Regions from separate parts of the Mus musculus genome. Here regions 2 and 3 are each linked to region 1. A link is a loop called in an ENCODE intact Hi-C map of the cell type or tissue named here. Cell type or tissue: heart. All regions are shown on one strand. Links, peaks and the distances in the headings refer to the core of each region. The heading gives the core; the rest is flanking DNA. Region 1 holds the start of Stat5a (signal transducer and activator of transcription 5A). Region 2 holds the start of Hspb9 (heat shock protein, alpha-crystallin-related, B9). Region 3 overlaps Stat5b (signal transducer and activator of transcription 5B).

Region 1 (6,267 bases), core at 398-5,397:
CTCCTAGGCATAGGCTGCTCTGTTTTAAGTATTTATTTTATTTTAAAGATTTATTTAGTGCGTGTGCACACGTGTAAAACCTTCTCTTCTGTCTTGCAATGCGGCTGTCCATACTCAGCATGCATACAAATTCATTTAATCCTCATGGCAACCTTATCAGGAAAGCACGATTGCTAGAGCCAGTTGACGACAGTGAGGACTGGGGACGAATTGGTAGCTCTATCTTGCTTAGCTCTACCTATTGGGTCGTCATTAGAAGGCAGGAAAGGAAGAAGGAAGAAAAGAAAGGAAAAGATGAAAGGGAAGCTGTGGAGAGATGGCTCAGCGTGAAGAACATGTATATTGTTCTTGCAGAGGACCCAAATTTAGTTCCCAGCACCCATAGATAGGCACCTCAGAACTACCTGTAGCTCCAGGGGTCCCGATGGCCCTAGTTTCCAAGGCCACTTGCACATGAGGTTAAAAAGTTAAAAGTAAGATAACTTATTTTTGAGAAAGGCAGAGAAAGGGAAGGAAATGAAAGAAAAGAAGAATTAGAGGCTTTAGAGAGCCAGGGATGGAGCCAGGGACTGGGCCGACGAGTCACTCTGTCCTGTCCACAGCGTGACATACACTGCCTCTCACACCTGCCCCTGTCCTTTATTTCTCCTGTGCTCTCCATTACATAAACACGGTGGGATCTAGAGAGGAAGTCATATGAAGGCCTCCCCAGCTCCTCTCCCCATGCCTACAGACAGACACTCACATTGTTGGCTTCGCGAACCAGCCTCTGTTCGTTGTACAGAATGTGACGGATACAGCGAACCAGCTCCATGGGACAGCGGTCATACGTGTTCTGAAAGAGGACACAAGAACCACCAATAGCCACCTAGTTCTGATCCCACTGGCTTCCTTGCGGCACTCACTTCTTCTTCTCCCCTAAGCCTCAGCTTTTCCTGGGAAGCCCTTAGGATTATCAGACACCTTCACTCTCCTCTGCCCCTCCACTTCCAGAACTTCTTACCAGGTTTATAGCGACTTAGAAACTCAGAGTCTAAACACAAAGTGCTTCCAACCTCACACCAGCCTTTACTCTCTTGAGCATGGAAATCCTACGACAAAAACTCAAACTGTTCTCAAGTCATGGATGGGAAAATTGATGTTCAGATAGTCTAGGCATGTGTTCTGGGGCAAATGAGGAAGACAGACAGACAGACAGGCAGGCAGGCAGGCAGACAGACAGACAAAGACAGAGAGACAGACAGAGAGACAGACAGAGACAGAGAGACACAGAGACAGACACACAGAGAGATAGAGACAGAAAGAGAGAGAGACGCAGAGACAGACAGAGACAACAGAGACAGACACAAGAGACAGACAGAGACATGCGAGGCCAGCATCAAGGTGCTTTCCACTAGGCACCTGGCCCTGGGTTCCTATTTTGCTTCGTCTCCTGTTCTTTCTGCTTCTTCCTCTCTCTAGGATGAGGTTTCACTCCCCCTACATCCCACTGTTTGGAGGTAAGAGGGGTTCTCTAAGAAATACAAGTGGGTTCTGATAAATGCTTGACCATAAATGCCACCCACACCCTTTTCCTGATTCCATAAAAATCCCTGCTCCCCTCCATATATAGGGGAGGTTCCTTTTTTTATTTCAAAGCCCTTTTATCCAGCTCTTGCTCCACGGCGAGTCTGATTCTCTTCAGCAGCTGTCATGATTTTAAATGAGCCCCAAGGGGACTGTCTGCTTGCCTTATTCCCTCGTTTCTAGACTGCCAGGGTTCCCTTGTCCTGGGGAGGTGTCCACCTGACTCAAGAGGGCTCTCTACTGTTAGATCTATCCACAGTGCTGCTACACCGCCCCGCCTTGCTGGAAACACCCCTCTCCTCCCTCCCCACCCCTTCCCACCTCTTGCTTTGTAATATGTTAAAAGATCTAACAGGTCTGACTTAGAAAGAGGGGGTGGGGGAAGTTGAAGAAAAGTTGCCAGTAAGCTTTTGGTCACATGGTGACTCAGTGGCCAGGCCAGTAAAAATCCCAGGGGTTCTGATGCTGGGAGAGAGCTTAAGGGGGCCCCTTCCTGCAGAAGGCAAAAGCATTCACACCCACCTGGAGCTGTGTGGCATAGTGCCCCAGCTTGATCTTCAGCAAAAACCCATCTTCCCCCACCTGGTGCTCCGCCTTCTTCTGCAGCTCCTGCACCAGGCCCTCCAGGAGTTGGGTGGCCTGACCTCGGTCCTGGGGATTATCCAAGTCAATAGCATCCCTTGGAACATAAAAAGAGGGGAGATAAAGCATCAAGAGTGATTCAGGGCATCCCAGTCCCACAAGACTTGCTCACCACAGCTGTATAAGCATCAAAGTCTAGATGAGTCTCCCCTCTGATAGCTCCAGTTTCCCTCTTCCCCTTTCCCAGAGACACCACCCCTTCCGCACAAGGACAGATAGAACCAGAGTCATACCAAACCACAAGAGGAGACCCTTGGCCTGGAGGTGAAGACTCAGGGTATGGGGCACCTACCACGGCTGGCTCTCGATCCACTGGGCCAGGTAGTGCCGGACCTCGATGGGGAAATGCTGCCCATACAACACTTGCATCTGGCGCAGGGCATCTCCCTGAAGCTGCTGGGCCTGAATCCAGCCCGCCATGGCTGTTTACCTGGGGGAGAAGATAAGTCATTTGTTCCACAGAAGTCTCTAGCCTGCCAATGCCCTGCAGTGCCACGAAAGGACCTAAGGACTGAGGTGAGGCCAGGCTCCTCTCTCACCCCAGGCACGCTTTCCTGTGTGGGAAGAGAGATGGCCACCCTTCCCTTCCAACAAGGAACCCTCGAGGCTGCCCTTCTCTCTTCCTGTCCCTTCACTCCATGTCCCTTCGCTCGATGGAGCTATCCCCAGACTAAATAAAAAAAGGGGGGTCTACAAACCGAAAGAGAAACTTAAGACACAGAGGCCCACAGTCCCTAACTAGACAAACACAAAAATTCTTGCCACCCAGCCTAAGACCCACACTCAATTTCTTGGAAGGGAGACTGTTCCAACCTAAAAGTTAGGCCAATGCTGGGACAGCCACTGGAGGTGCAGGTCTCCCCAGGCACGTGTCTGGGGCTGTCAGGGAGAGAAGACTAAGGGTCCACGCTGTCTTCGGGGAAGCCCTGGGCTGCACTCCAGAATCTACCCGCTCCGAGTGGAGTGTGATAATGTCAGTGTCCACTGCGTGAGTCCACCCCTGGCTGCCGCCTGCACGGATCCCTTGTCCCTGCTCCCTCTGAAGCTCCCATTCGAAGGCGGGACAGATGTCTGTCCCGTGTCAGGCCGTGGGGACTCCAGGGTGCTAGATCCCAGGGACGTGGCTGCAGCCTAGATCCTCTGTCCACGCGCCGCGGGCGGAGTCACGGCGACCCACCCACCTGGTGCTGCGGAGCGCCTGCGGCTGTCGCTCCAGGCCGGGGCTTCTGACGGCTCCTGACGGCTCTTGACGGCGGCGGCGGTGGAGGCTGTTACTACAGGAAGGAGCAGAGAGCAGCGATTTCCTCCTCAAAGGTCAGCTGCCTCCGATAGACCAAACACAGCGCGCGAGCTCGCCCCAGCACCCCTCCCAGCAGCGGTCGCTCCCTCCTTGCCTCCGCCCTCGATTACCGGCGCCCCGGCGAGTGCGCCAGGGCGCCCCGCTTACAAGACCGACCACTAGGCTGGGCGGCGCTGGGCTGAGGACAGCCCCTACAGCGGGGTGCCCCCTCCCTACACACACACTGGGACTCCCGGTCTGTGCTCCCCTGCGGCTCCGGGGGTGGGTGGGTGGGGAATGAGGGAGGAGCGTCCTGGGACAGCTGAACTGGAGCAGCCAGAGGGTGCCGGGAAGTCCCAAACTCTGAAAATCCCTAACTAGGGCCTCAGTTTTATCATCTGTTAAAAATAAATAAATAAAATAAAAGAGGGGGAGGAAGAAAAGAAAAAAAAATCTACCTAGAGATGGCTCCTACCTCTGGAGTCAACTAGTCTGTCTCTAGATTTACAAAGTTTTGTGTGTGTGTGTGTGTGTGTGTACACGCGCATGTTCAGGTAAGGGTGCATGTGGCTTCTATGCCTGCAGAGTCAAAACTTTAGAAGGACTGGCGATCCCAGAGAAGCCAAGCCTACTTCTAAGGTCTCCCACCTAGCATGACTTCCACCACATGACCTTCCCCCTTAAAGCCGAGCAAGAAAGACCTTGGTAATCATAGGTTTCAACCCCCCACACCCCCTTCTGACCTTTGCAGGTAAGAAACGTCAATCCAGAGAAGAGAAGGGGCCTGCCCAGGACCTCACTGTGGTCACATCACAGTCTCATCATCAGACTGTGACCCACAAACCACTCGGGAGTCCATCCAGTGACCTAGAAGGGTCACACCTGAAGCTGGTCCTACCTTCTAAACAGGCGCAGGAAGGGGTAGCCGGCACTTTCTAACTTCACATCTGCCTGCAGACTTTGCCGGGCAGCAGACCTGCTCCCTGGAGCTTTGCCTGGATCATAGTCCCCATCCCGAAGAGTTCCCCTCAAGGCCCAGGGGTTGGACAAGGCCAGGCTGGAAGTCTGCCATCCCCTTTGCCCAGCTTCCCTCTCCTCTGGGCCTCCTCTCTGCCTGGAAGTTGGCATGGGCAGTACCAAAGGAGGGGCCAGCCTGGCTGCCTACTCGAATACCATCCGGGCCAAGACCCAGTGGCCTGGAGGGATCATTTTAATTGGCTTCCTCTCTTACTAATTTCTTCTTGTATCTTTTCTTTCCATTCCGAGTTCCTGATCCTTCTTTCTGGTCTTTGGACCTCCTCTTTTACTCTTTTTTTTTTTTTTTTCAACTTTAGAGGTGGGGAAAACCTGAACCTTTTCTGCAGAAGTTGAAATGTCTGGGCTGTCCCCGCCCTCTGTGTGTGGTCACAGTGACTTTACTTGGCAGGATCACGAGGAAAGGAATTGAAAACAGGGGGGGGGGGGGTTTGCAAGGAGGATCAGAGGATGGGAGAGACCTTGCTCTTCAGATGCTCTGCCAGGACCAGGTAGGGTAAGGGGCTCAGGAGGAGTAGGCATAAGCCTTTTCCCGTCTTTCCCCTCTACTCTGTACAATGGATTGACCGGGAGCCAGTTAGACCCTCCGCTCCAGATGAACATCAACATGCAAAGCTGCCAGTGGCCTTAAAGGTGACTTTACCAATGGGAACAATAAAAGGCCAGATAGGGGAAGTGACTTGACCAGACTCTTGGAGCCAGTGTGACAGATCCAAGCCCATTGCCTCATGGTAGGTGGACCCCACTTGGCACCTGTGTCCCCCAGTCTTTCACAGTGGACGTGACAGTAGATTCATTAGGTTTCCTAAGTTCTCTGAGCTACATCTGTAGGCAGAGGACCACGCTGGTCATGCCCTCCATCTGGACACCTGAGAGTGGGTGTGGTACAAGAACTGCCCACCCACTTCCAGGCATTGACTTCTCCAGACCCCTCCCCCAGGACCCACAGAAGTCTGGGGCTCCCACATCTGGCTGGGCTGGGCTGGGCTTGCTGGGAAGGTGGTTAGGCCTGCTTACTCAAAAGCTAGCGGGGAGGTGCCACCCAGCAGAAGTGTAGGAGAGTCTGCAGAACCCACTCATGTCCCCAGACCTTACCAGGACCCAAAGGTAGCTGGCTCCCTGCCTTGCTTCTGGCTCTCTCCTCATTGGGCCGTTTTGAGGTTCCTAATCCTTGTATCTTTAAACATCATTTTCTTGTTTCTTATCACTATTGTGTGTGCATATGCTGTGGCCCTCCTGTGGAGGGAACAACAACCATGGAATAATGTCTCTCTGTCAACCGTGCTTGCCAAACTTGCTTGGCAAGCGCCTTTACCCACTGAGACGTTTTGCCAGTTCATCTGGTTGCATCTTCCACTGCTCCATTCTACCTTTTTCTATGCCTCTGCTATCTCGAAGATACTCACTGGGCAGGTGGGGTGTGGGGCAATTTTACAGCTTTCCCAAGATGGGCGCTGAGGAAGGAGGCTGTTGAGTTAGGTTGGTGACAGAGGTGTCTGTGGTTCTGACTCCAGATAATACAGTTACCCGGAAGTGTCACATTTGGGTTTTGGTAGTTGTTGTTGTGGTTGTTGTTTATTTGGGGTTTTTTGGGGGGGGGGTTGTTGTTTGTTTGTTTTTTGCTTTCAGTCCTTTGGTTTGGTCTCTGTTATTTCTCACCACAAAGCATCCTGGTGGTTTTAGGGGATCAAGCTCTAAGGGAGAAAACTGAATTCGGAGGGAAAGGAGTTAAGAAGATCAGAAAT
Region 2 (6,267 bases), core at 486-5,485, 150 kb after region 1:
TTAAGAGCACTGACTGCTCTTCCAGAGGTCCTGAGTTCAATTCTCAGCAACCACTTGGTGGCTCACAACCATCTGTAATGGGATCCGATGCCCTCTTCTGGAGTGTCTGAAGACAGAGACAATGTACTCACATAGATGAAATAAATCTTAAAAACAAACAAACAAACAACCTCATTTCAGACCACTCAGCCTTCTGTTCGGGGTGGTGTATGGGCGGATTTCCTGTTGACTGGAAAAAGAGCATAAGAATCTTTAGGGGTGATGTTTCAAATGCCTATGGCTATGCCAGTTTGCATTTGCAACTGAGTAACCCTGAGTAGACTATTTCCTTTGTCCCTTTGACATTGCCATCCTGTCTCCTCAGGATACATTTGCACGGGCTAAGAATTGGGTGAAGGAGTTACAGAGGCAGGCCAGCCCCAACATCGTCATTGCACTAGCGGGGAACAAAGCAGACCTGGCCAGCAAGAGAGCTGTGGAGTTTCAGGTAAAGTGACAGAACTTGGGGAAGGGTGCATTGGCTCTGTAAGGGAGGCCTCTCCAGGCTGCCTGGGCCCTGTAAGGTGACAGGCAGTGGCAGCTCTCATCTGCTGTCCTCTCAGGACTCAAGCACAGGCCATAAAGGAATTGTCTTTGTGTTGTGGGAGTGGGTGGATAGGTAATATTTCTGCACGTTTGCTTTGTAAGCCAAATGGACTGAAGCAGTACTTTTTTAGGCAATGCATGCATGTAAACTTCAAATACTCCAACAAGGCCTAGAGAATGAGTTTAGTGTCTTTAATCCTAGAAACTTAGCCTCTCTTATCCAGAATTCCCAGGTTTTGGTTTTCCCAAAAATGTACATATCTTTTACTTTACATCATGGATGGGAATATGCTGTGTACCACATGTACTATATGTTACAGTGTCCTATGTTTTTTGTAGGGGTGGGGAGCAGGAAGTATCTCATGTAGTATGTAGTAGCCCAGGCTGCTGGCCTTGAACTCCTGAACCTCTTGTTTTTCCTGGGGTTACAATCATGAGCCTCCACACCCCTCAGTTCATCTTTTTCCAGTCCTAACTCGATGGCCTCCTGGATTGCTTATAACCGCTGAGGACTAGAGACAGTGCTGCAGGTGGCATCCACATCTGCTCATGCTTTTGTCCAGATGTGCAGGCATAGTGCAGGAGATCTCTCTCCAGGAGGATCTTTCGCCTGGTGATTTTGAAGAACAAGTAGACAGAGAGGACCTAGGGAAGCTATTAAGAATCTGCCAATATTTGTGAACTGCGAGGTGTGGCGTGTGAGTGGAGAGCAGGTGATGCTGGTGTTTTGGGGAAACCCAGAACAGGGGAACCCTAAGCCTGAAACCCCTGCATTTGCCCAGTCAGTCTCTTGATTTATAAGGGCAGAGACCAAGGAAGATCTTATCCTGGGTCTTAGCCCTGCCATCTGCCATGTTCCCCTCCCACTCTCTTCCTCACATGCCTGAGTCAGGAAGCACAAGCCTATGCAGATGACAACAGCTTGCTCTTCATGGAGACGTCTGCCAAGACTGCAATGAACGTGAATGAAATTTTCATGGCAATAGGTAAGTTGTCTCTCCCTGTCCTTCCCCTGAGCAGAACAGGACCCTGTGTGCTAGTCTCTAGTGGGTCTGTGGGATATCTTCCCCAGCAGAATTTTTACCATTTAAACTTATAAAATTGAGCTGGAGAGATGGCTCAGTAGTTAAGAGCACCAGCTGCTCTTCCAGAGATCATGAGTTCAATTCCCAGCTCACAATCATTCGATCCGATTCTGGTGTGTCAGTGACAGTGTGCTCATATACCTAAAATTAAAAATTTTTTAAATAAAATTAACTGGTAAAATCGTCTGACTCCCAGATGCAAAACTTTCTAATGCCTGGACCAGTCTAAGTGTTATTCTCCCTGCCCATGTCAGAGCCTTCCATTGCCATGTCTTCCCCCATAGGACTTTAGCTCATTTGCCTCAGGAATCCTTCTGTCTATGAGTTCAAATCCTGGCAATGCCGGTTGTCACTCGGGTTTTGGGCAAGTTCTCTGCTTCAGTTTCTAGGGACACAGTATACCTGGCACACAAGCCCTCCAGTATTCTGGCTGTCACTGAGTAGGGGAGAGTGTTAGGGTGACCTCAAAACCTACTTCCCCTTCTCTCCCTAACAGCTAAGAAGCTTCCCAAGAATGAGCCCCAGAATGCGGCTGGGGCTCCGGGCCGAACCAGAGGTGTGGATCTGCAGGAGAGCAACCCAGCCAGCCGGAGCCAGTGCTGCAGCAACTGAGCCCCCTTACCTGCCACTGCCCCCACTCCTCCACCACAATGACCCGACTGGAATCTACTCTAACCAATCGCACTTAACAACTCGGGCCACCACTGGGGGCAGGGGAAGGGTCCATCAAGAATTCTCCGCATAACTTTGATCCTAGGCCGGAGGGAGTTATTCCACCTGCACCTTTCTGTACAAATACTAATTCAATTTTAAGTCTTAAGTCACTTTTTTAATATATATGATCTTCTGCTCTTCCCAGGTCCCTTTCTCCCGCTCCCCCACTTGCCCTTTGCTGGTAGTAGCCATGCTCCTGTGCTCCTCATCCGTGGGGACAGGGCTTGGAGCAGTCACCCTTTCTTCCCTTCTTGCTGGAGAGCGGACTCAGCAAGAGCACCCACATCTTAACTTGTTGGGAGCGTCTTAGGCTGGGGCAGTGGGCAGGCCCTGAGCTGGGGAAGGGACAGGCTGCTCTTCCCTCAGCTGGCTGTCAATCAGGCTGCAGCCTCCTCCCCAACTGACTCCCAGCTGGGAGAGAAACCGCAGCATTACTTAAGCATCATTATTGACAGCCGGACACCCATGGCCCAGGATCCCTCCACCCTTGGTCACTCTGACCTCTGGCTCTGAGCCCTGTTCTGACCAAATCACGATGATGAGTATTTGGGGGTGGGTGGGTAAGGGGGGGGAGTGGGAGGGATGGAACCAACTTTTTCTGTATTTTGTATTGTATGTTTTCTTCACCATGTAACCAATCAGTATCTTGTCAATATAGTCAGCCGATCGATCGACCTCACGCTTGTCTTCCTCGTCCTTCTCTGGCAGCTGATCAGGCCATACGTAGCCTCTCTGTTTTTCCTGAAGTTAATTTAAATGAATCATCCAATCTCATTAAATGGCTCTACTCCCTGTGTGTGAGAGGATGCTGGTGGTCATGGTAACCAAAAGAAAGAAGCCCTGCTGTTGGTAGTTCTGATGGTGGAAGAGGATAGGACTGACCTGGGGCTGACATCTGTCTCCCCCCAGCTTACATTAAAGGATATGCAACCTGTATTTGAAGATTGTTGGTGTCTGAAGTGACCTGTGAGGGTTTTTTGATAGGACCTAATTAGGACTCAGACCTTTTTTTTTTTTTTAAATATCTCCTCTCCCTGACGAGGAACACCGAGTACTGGTCGTAAGGCCGGTGCTACAGCCCATCACTACCACTGTCCTTCGTGACACCTCCATGCCAGGTTCAACACTGTCCATCCTGGTTCAGACCATCAGCTGATTCTGAATGGCAACAGCTAGGCTGTCCCAGCTCTCTGCTGCTCCCTGCTGGAGCTATTGCTATTGGCTAAATCCATACACACCCCTAGTTTATCTCAGGGCCAGAAACTTGATTATTGATGTACTTACTACCACCTTGAGTTCCCTCCCCTGGTCACCCTACTCCCTACAGCTCCAACCCTTCACCCTCAGGAAAAAAGCAGGAGGACTTAAGGCTGCTGCACACCTCGGTTTAATACATTAGGGTAGGTTGTAGTGCCTAGGGCCTCCCCTCCTGAGTCTCAGGGCCGAGTCTGTTTGGGCTTCAACTCTTCTCCCGCAGGAAGAACGCTAAGAGACTCTAAGGATTCTTCACACTTTCGTTTTGTAAGGAGCTCTTAGGCCCTCCCCTCCTGGGTTTCTGGGACTGGCCTGTTTGAGCTTCAGGGGGAGGTAGGCACTTGTTTTGTCCCCTGAGCCACAGATGGCCAGAGGGGGTCAGGCTGCAGGTCATGGCTGCAGGATCTAAGGTCGGCGGGAGCTGCATTTGTCGGTGAACACTCTGCTCCATGCGGTAGCGGCCCCTGCTCGGGTCATTCGACTCGTGTTGCCGCTGGCCGGTCACCGTCAGATTCTGGCCGTCTATCCGCACCACCAAGTCCTCCGGAGCGAAACCTTGGGCATCCACCTTTATTTGGAAACTTGGTTGCTCACAGCCATTGCCCTGCACCTCATCCCTGAGCAGCCTCACTGGTAGAGTGGCCACTTGATTCCGTTCAGCAAGGGCCACGCTGGGACATCGGGAAGCTACCCGGTTTTCCCCGGGTTCGCGCTGCCCGGTGGAGAAACTGCTTCCTACCCGCTGCATCCGAGAGTGCAACTGCTGCCTGAGGGCGCGAGGGCTCCCCAACCCCCCATCCGGGGCGGGTGCGAAGAGGAAGGGCCCGCCCACTCTTCCCATCCAGAAGGGCAAAAACACTCAAGTCGCTGTCTTATCTTCCTTGCAAGCGCTGCAGCTTTTGTCCAGAACCGGCTTCTGCTTCTCCCTGGGCCCTTCTCTCACATCAGAGGGCAGGAAGGAGGCTATGAAGGAACTGGATCACCTGAATGTGCGGGGTTACAGCTCCATCCTGGGAGCTGATGGGATTGAGCAACGGGGTTGAAAAGGTCTGGCTTGCTCTGCCCTGCCCTGCCCTGCCGGCCCTGCCCTACCCTGCCCTTTTAAGAATCGGGCCTGGGGCAAGGAAAATTGTTCTCTGGACTGAGCCAAAAGAGGGGGCCTTTCTGATCTTCCAGGAAGAACTATCCCTGACCTTTCACAGTCTACCTCTACAATGGGAAGAAACTGTCTATTTCTCTGGCTTTCCTCCACCCCCACCCCCCCATTAAGGAGTGGGCAGGGAAAAAGATGGAGGTAGGATGGAAGGGTATGAGGTCAGGAATCCTCTCCATCTTCAAAGCTGCCTAGGCGAGCCAGAAGAGGGGACCACCCCCTACCCTCCGCATCTTCAGTGTTGGTCTCTCTGGTTCTTTAGTTCTCAGCACACACAAACACACTCCCCCCCCCCTTTCCTGCCCACTCCCAACACACACACACACACACACACACGAATGCCCGTGCATGAACACACACATTCAACAGCAGCATGGCCCACAACTATGTCTCTTTGTTCTTTTGAAAATAAAACCGTTTCTGTTTAACAGCAACCCAAGTATAGAAAAAGCTGATTGTCACTGGGCAGTGATGGCGCATGCCTTTAATCCCAGCACTTGGGAAGCAGAGCCAGGCGGATTTCTGAGTTCGAGGTCAGCCTGGTCTACAGAATGAGTTCCAGGACAGCCAGGGCTTCACAGAGAAACCCTGTCTCAAAAAACAAAATAAAACAAAACAAAACAAAACCCAAAAACTGATTGTCAAAGTTAATTCATAAGTGTGAACACCACAGTACAAATAGTAGAATTAATGTTACATTTTATCTCTATTGTAGCTGCAAGCCTTAGCCGGCAGCCACAATAGGGCAGGCTTTTGCAATGTGGGAGCCAACCTCAGGCCCAGGCCTGTTCTTCCACCTATGGACTTTAAAAGGGCAGCATCCACAAATCCTCCAGACGGCCAGTGTTCTGGGGTGCCTCTTGTTCCCAAGAGGATAGTAATTGTCACTATCTCGGATGGCTTAAAAAAGATTAGAATGAAGTAATGGTCAAATCTAGGATGCTCAACCAAGCGACATTTGGTTGTCTGGAACCAAGAAAAAAAAAAGTATGGAAGGCCAAAGGATGGGAAGCGGCAAAGGAAGACTACGACTCCCATCGTGCGCCGGGGCCGTGACGCCTGCGCACTGTGCGCCGGTTGCCCATGCGGCCCTAGGGCTGGGAGCGCGGCGCCGCTCCGCTGCGGGGGAGGCCATGGCGGAACCTTCCCAGGCCCCAAACCCGGTCCCGGCAGCGCAGCCCCGGCCCCTTCACTCCCCAGCCCCTGCCCCAACTTCGACTCCTGCGCCCAGTCCGGCTTCAGCCTCCACTCCGGCTCCGACTCCGGCACCAGCCCCTGCCCCAGCTGCAGCCCCAGCTGGGAGCACAGGGAGTGGGGGCGCCGGGGTAGGAAGTGGGGGGGATCCGGCTCGACCTGGCCTGAGCCAGCAGCAGCGCGCTAGCCAGAGGAAGGCGCAAGTCCGGGGTCTGCCGCGTGCCAAGAAGCTTGAGAAACTAGGGGTCTTCTCAGCTTGCAAGGTGGGGGCGGGGCCTAGAG
Region 3 (6,267 bases), core at 543-5,542, 70 kb after region 1:
GCTTTGTCTGAAGGGACAGATAATCATGTTGTAGGTTTATGTCCCCCCCCCACCCCAAAAGCAGAATTACCCTAGCCTGCTAATAAGCATTTGTACTCTCTTATTCTCTCTCCTTCCCTCCCCTTCTCTTCCCCACCCCCCCTCCCCATCTCCAACAATGTCTCTGGTAATATTCCAGGCTGGTGTTGAACTCACTGTGCAGCCAAGAACCCCTAGCCTTCTTGCCTCTCTCCTCTTTACAAGTGCTGCCATGACAGATATTCACCAGCCAAGCTCACTTTTTATGGAGTACTGGGCCTAGACCCCAGAGCCTTGTGCATGCTGGGCAAGCATTCTACCAGCTGAACTATAACTATCCCCAGCCCATGATGAACATTTTCAGAATGTCTCCATGAGGAGGGGTCCTTATTGCATGCTGTTAGAAGAACTTAACTCTCAGAAGCGTGATAAAAGTGTCCTCGTTATTCGACACATCCAAGTCTGTCTTTCTCTAGTGTGAGACTCTTGGCTCTTCAACTGTCATCTTTAGAGAACCGGGCTTTATTGCAAAGGCAGGGTTTTTATGAGATCTTCCCTGTGTGTGCTGCAAAAGCAGAGTTTAGACTCCTAAAAAATAAAAAAAAAAATTAAAAAAAAAAGGCCACAGTACACTGCTTTCAAAGTTTCAAAGCCTTATGGATTAGATTGCTTCACCTCCATCCCTGTTGTCCACGAAGCTTTCTGTAACCTTGACGTGCCCTGCAATGTGTAACCAGTAGGGTATCTTGTCCAAATAATATGAAATTTTTTACATTCTCAGTGATGCTGATGACTAAGTTATCTTGAATGCTATTTAAAAATAAATACAGAAAGTTTGATAGAGTCGACCATCTCAGTACTTGGGCAGCCAGGACTACATAGAGAAACCCTGTCTCAGGAAGGAGGGGGGGCGAGGGAGAGAGAGAGAGAGGGAGAGAAAGAGAAAGGGAGAGAGAGGTGTTATGCATGTTGGAATCCAGCTGTGATTCTGGGTCCTCCATTTCCTCCCTCTCGGAGTATCCAGACACCACTGTATGCTGGGATTTATTCAGGATAGGCTTGTATGCATTGTATGCATACACACTTTATTCGGGGTGAACCAGGGCTGTGTATATGAACCTAGGAGAGTGGAAAGGGGTTCTTCTTAAAGTGAAATTACATTGGCTGAGGCTTGGGGGTACCTCATTTGCATGGAGAGGCATTCCTTGAATTTCACCATGGATTATGTGACCTCCCCCAGAGTATGGTTTGGGCTCCCCAGATCAGAAGAAGAGGAAGCCCTGCTTAGAGAAGGTTGTTTTTTTGTTTTGTTTTGTTTTGTTTTGTTTTGTTTTGTTTTGTTTTTTTGGTTTTGGTTTTTTGAGACAGGGTTTCTCTGTGTAGCCCTGGCTGTCCTGGAACTCACTTTGTAGACCAGGCTGGCCTCGAACTCAGAAATCCGCCTGCCTCTGCCTCCCGAGTGCTGGGATTAAAGGCGAGAGCCACCACGCCCGACTGGTTGTTCTTCATTTTACACCAAGCTCAGGGAAGCTGTCCGGACATGGTAGACTATATAACCTTAGTAGTGAGGTACAACAGACAGACAGACAGATGATAGGTAGTCCCCTGAACAGTCATGGTAATGCACTCCTGTAATCTTAGCCCTTGGGAGGTAGAGTCAGAAGGATCAGAAGTTCATGTTTATCCTGGCTATATATTAATTTCAAGTTCAAGGCCAGATTGGCCTGCATGAGACCTATCCCAAACTAAGAAAGGGGCTTGGGGGATGGCTTAGTAAAGTGCTTGCCATGCAAATATGGAGACATGAGTTTTTATATTTTATTTTATACATGTGAGAGTTTTGCCTACATGTATATGTGTGTAGCATGTTGTGCCTGTGGCCCATGAGGCCAGAAGAGAGCATCAGATCCCCTGGAACTGGGGTTACAGATGATTGTGAGCTGCCATGTGGGTGCTGCAAAAACAGCCAGTGCTCTTCATCACTTGAGCTATCTCTCCAGCCCCAATAATAAATTTTAAGAAGTGGAGAACTCATGAAAAAAGACACCTGAGGTTGACCTCTGACCTCCACCTATGTGCACATATGTGCTTCACCCTCACACACCCCCACAGGGAGGGGAGGAGGAAGGAAGCAGGAAGGTGAAGAGAGAGGAAGTCCCCTCTCCTGGCCATCTTGGTCACTGCCCTGTGTGGTGCGAGCACCAGACCACATCCCTCTGGCCCTAACTACCCTCGTACCTACTGACCAGCCAGCTGAATAGAATGAGAGGCAGTGTATTACAAGTTCATATTCTAACTGTTTCTCAATCAAGTTGCCAACTAGAAACTTTCCACTCCTCCATGCCAAGTTGCTTCACTGTGAGCTAGAGTTCTTGGCAGGTGTCAAGGACAAGCAAGTATTATACTTGGGGCTGCACATGTGTGCCCTCCCTCTGCTCACTTAGAAAGCCAGGCTTGTCTGTCTGACTGCTCTCTCTCTCTCTCTCTCTCTCTCTCACTCCCTTCTTCCCTCCCACTCCCTCCCTCCTTCCCTCCCTCCCTCCTTCTCTCTCTCTCTCTCTCTCTCTCTCTCTCTCTTTAAAATAGGGTCTCACATAGCCCAGGCTGACCTCAAACGCTATGCGGTAAAGAATGACCTAGAACTCCTGTACCTCTCTCTCTCCCAGGTGCTAAGGTCACAGGCGTGGGCCACCACACCTACCCATGTTTTCACTATCTAAAACTTCCAGTGAATCCAGACCATGAGCCAAAACTTGGTGGTACTTTGCTCTGATGCTATTTATTAGAACCAGAATCTGACCGCAGGGTCAGTAGCTCCCAAGCCAGCACAGGTAAGGCAGGGTGGCCCTGCAGCTGTGTCATGAATGAGGACGTTAAAGTAGAGCCTTGTGTGTCTCTCAGAACAGGACATCCTATGAATGTCTGAATATGCTCAGGTTTGGCAAGACAAACCCAACTCCTTCCAGCCACTGCTGCTTTCCTTTTGTGGCTTGAGAGAATCAAGCAAGCAACTGTTCTCTTAGAGGCTGGCTTCTCTCCCTCTCAGGGCAGGGTGCCATTTGCCGTGCCTGACAAGGTGCTGTGGCCGCAGCTGTGTGAAGCGCTCAACATGAAATTCAAGGCTGAAGTACAGAGCAACCGGGGCTTGACCAAGGAGAACCTCGTGTTCCTGGCACAGAAACTGTTCAACATCAGCAGCAACCACCTCGAGGACTACAACAGCATGTCCGTGTCCTGGTCCCAGTTCAACCGGGTGAGTGGCTGGCTGCCAGCCGCTCTTACTCCAACCTTTCCAAATGCCTGCCTCCTGGAGTTTCCCTGCCCTGGGCCCCTGTTCTTCCTATTTCTCATGAGCTCTACCCAAGGTCACAGAAACATCTGTGTAGATGGACAGTTTGAGGGTCAGGTCTCACATAGAGTGACATCTTTGCTTTGTGTCTGTGAGCTGGGCCCTGTGGGCACTTAATGCATTTCTTCCTCTATAAAGGAAACAGTGTAGGCTGGAGAGATGGCTCAGTGGTTAAGAGCACTGACTGCTCTTTCAGAGGTCCTGAGTTCAAACCCCAGCAACCACATGGTGGCTCACAGCCATCTGTAACAAGATCCGATGCCCTCTTCTGGAGTGTCTGAAGACAGCTACAGTGTGCTTACATATAATAAAAAAATTAAAAATAAAGGACACAGTGAAGCAAATGTAAGCCAAGCTCAGCACAGACTTCCGAGAAACCCTCAGGCCCCTGGAAGGGGGTACGGACAAAGGAAATGTTTCTTCAAGTCACAGCTTTGATTTTCAGTTAAACTTCTCCCTGCTCTGTCTGTAACCCAGAGACCCAGATGCCCTTAATTTAGAAAGCTCATGGTTTCTGAATGGTTCTGGACCCAATCGGCGGTCGTCAGAGGAGGTCAGGAAAACAGGCCTCGGTGGTCTACCTTTGCCATTGTGGTAAAGCCCCTGCCTCCCACAGAACCTGGTTACTGTACTTGGCTGATAATTACTAGGAATGTGTGTATGATGTCAGCCTCTGTGGCTTAGTGTGATCTAATTCAGGTCAGATCTATGAACCCACCCTGCATCTTGTTAAAAAGTGTAAGCTCTGATTCATAGCAGATCTAGGGCGAGCCTGGAAAAATGTGCATATCTCAGAATCTCCCAGGGGACACTGGTGCTGCTTGTCTCAGACCACAGAAATGGCCAGAGGCGAGACCACCAAATCTAGCAGGATCCCCTGGGGGTACCAGCTCTGTGGCTTTTATCCCTCCCTTCTCCCTTTCCCTCCTTGCTCTGTCCCTGAGACTGTAAGATGACTTGGTAACAGGCAGGCAGGCATGTTTGCATGCTTCTGACAGTGGAGACGTTTCTTTTCCATCTGAAGTGTCTGTACGTAGCCTGGGCTGCCCATCACAAAGCACAAGCCAGGGTTTGAAGCTTTTTGCTTTATTCAGAGCGCTGACAGTGTGGAAGTTGGAGCCAAATCTGCCTTCCCGTCTTTTCCTCGTGCATTTTTATAAAGAACCTGAAAGGGGGAAAAAAATCAATTCAGAGTCCAGTTTTATTCTTCTGGTGGCTGGGCCCCCAGAATTCAGTCTTAGGATTCTGGTAGATGGTCCTTAGAGTTCAGTCTTATCTCCCAGCATCTGGCTCTTGTCCCTAAGATTCCTGTTCCCCTCTTTGCCATCTTGCTATATGTGACGGGGCGGGGGAGGAGGAAATTCACATATATCAAGGCCTCTGAGTCTTATTTATTTTATTGTATTATTTTGTATGTGGGTGTTTTGCCCCCATGTTTCTCTGTGTACCACATGTATGCAGTGCCCTAGAACTGGAGTTATGGATGGTCGTGAACCATCATGTGGATGCTGGGGATTGAACCCCAGTCTGCTGCAAGAACAAGTGCTCTTAACTGCTGAGCCATCTCTCTAGCTCCAGGGCTGTTGCTTTTAGACACTGGGAGGACTCCACTTGAACTTGAGCCCACTGAGGTCGCTGGGTCTCTAGGGAAATGACTTAGCATCACATATGCCAAGGCCACTGAGTCTTGTGTGCCTCCTGGGTGACGTCTAGACTTAAAGTTAATTCAGAACAAGACAACCCTTCGCAGGCTGCATGTGGAAGGTGTTTGTATAAAGCCCAGGACAAGTGTCCCTTACAGCCAACTCTGAAGTGCTTCTGCCATATGCAGCTGATATTCTAATGCTCATTGTGGCTCTCTTCCCGTTCACTCTCATGTCCCCAACCAGGAGAATTTGCCAGGACGGAATTACACTTTCTGGCAGTGGTTTGATGGCGTGATGGAAGTATTGAAAAAACATCTCAAGCCTCACTGGAATGATGGGTGAGAATCATCTTTATAATACATTGCCAAGGCTGATCTTGAGCTCAAGCAATCCTCTTGCCTCGGTCTCCCAAGTCGCTGTGGCTGCCATCATCTATAAGTCGGTATGAAAATCCATAGGTTTTTCTCTCTGACATTGTCACCCTCTGCTTCTGACTCTGATCCAGGGCTATCCTGGGTTTCGTGAACAAGCAACAGGCCCACGACCTGCTCATCAACAAGCCAGACGGGACCTTCCTGCTGCGCTTCAGCGACTCGGAAATCGGGGGCATCACCATTGCTTGGAAGTTTGACTCTCGTGAGTACCTCGCCCTTTTTTGAGACAGGGTTTGGCTTTGAGTCCCAAGTCAGCTGCTTTGTCACAAGATGACTCTAACACGTCTTACTGAGAATATATTGTTTGTTGGAGACAGACCTAATTACAAGAATCGCTAACATAGCCATGACACAGCTGCTCGGAAGGCAGCCTGTGAGCAACCTTATTATGGGAAATGCTGAATTGTAGCCCTAGCATGGGTGTCGGGCAGAGTCGCTGCCACTTCCCTTTTAAAACGTTTGCCTTATTGTTACTCAGCCTGGCGCTCCTTTCCGTCCTTCTGTGCATCCAAGATTCTCTAATTAATGCCAGGTGTTGCTGCTAACATTGCCACCTAAGAATGACCATTCCTTCCTTAGTCTGGCCCTCACACTGAAGTAGAGTAGCTTGCTACTTTGTCTATTCAGTGTTTTAAACATTCTACCTGCTTGTTCTAGCTCTCAGGCTTTCCCTGGCTGCAGGTGTGCTTCCTAGAAAATGAGACTGGGGGGGTCCCTAAGAGCTACTTCTTTTCTTTCCCTTATTTTTTTTATTGAATTATTTTGTATGTGGGTGTTTTGCCCCCATGTTTCTCTGTGTACCACATGTATGCAGTGCCCT

The links. Peaks named below come from ENCODE experiments on the same cell type or tissue, not always from the same donor. Only the 100,000 strongest peaks of a DNase experiment are listed, where the experiment ranks them.
Region 2: a loop joins it to region 1, with 2.3 times the contacts of the local background. A loop is called at or near these places in 4 of 42 quality-filtered maps.
Region 3: it touches region 1 in a loop (2.0-fold over the local background); 8 of 42 quality-filtered maps call a loop at or near these places.

The regions. Positions count from the first base shown.
Region 1 is chr11:100,857,699-100,863,965 of GRCm38, reverse strand. It overlaps Stat5a (signal transducer and activator of transcription 5A), which reads right to left and starts at 4,615. Exons shown (of 20, transcript NM_011488.3): 1 at 4,386-4,615; 2 at 3,390-3,482; 3 at 2,501-2,638; 4 at 2,089-2,245; 5 at 746-835. The coding sequence starts at 2,628. It also overlaps a transcript of Stat5b not described here. In heart, for the core only: a CTCF peak has its summit at 3,484; DNase peaks (open chromatin) are centred at 2,470, 3,595 and 4,555; H3K4me3 peaks cover 1,995 bases; H3K27ac peaks cover 2,249 bases; H3K27me3 peaks cover 2,646 bases.
Region 2 is chr11:100,712,062-100,718,328 of GRCm38, reverse strand. It overlaps Hspb9 (heat shock protein, alpha-crystallin-related, B9), which reads right to left and starts at 4,400. Exons shown (of 1, transcript NM_029307.2): 1 at 3,754-4,400. The coding sequence starts at 4,386. The coding sequence ends at 3,880. Rab5c (RAB5C, member RAS oncogene family) reads left to right here. Exons shown (of 6, transcript NM_024456.5): 4 at 365-487; 5 at 1,478-1,571; 6 at 2,167-3,326. The coding sequence ends at 2,282. Kat2a (K(lysine) acetyltransferase 2A) reads left to right here and starts at 5,862. Exons shown (of 18, transcript NM_001038010.2): 1 at 5,862-6,248. The coding sequence starts at 5,925. In heart, for the core only: a CTCF peak has its summit at 3,597 (motif pointing left); DNase peaks (open chromatin) are centred at 3,828, 3,888, 4,438 and 4,978; H3K4me3 peaks cover 1,581 bases; H3K27ac peaks cover 1,740 bases.
Region 3 is chr11:100,787,751-100,794,017 of GRCm38, reverse strand. Stat5b (signal transducer and activator of transcription 5B) reads left to right here. Exons shown (of 19, transcript NM_001113563.2): 13 at 3,065-3,271; 14 at 5,257-5,351; 15 at 5,519-5,649. Among named protein-coding and RNA genes, the nearest start is that of Ghdc, 20 kb to the right of the region's middle. In heart, for the core only: no CTCF peak of the experiment used is centred there; DNase peaks (open chromatin) are centred at 2,277 and 3,177.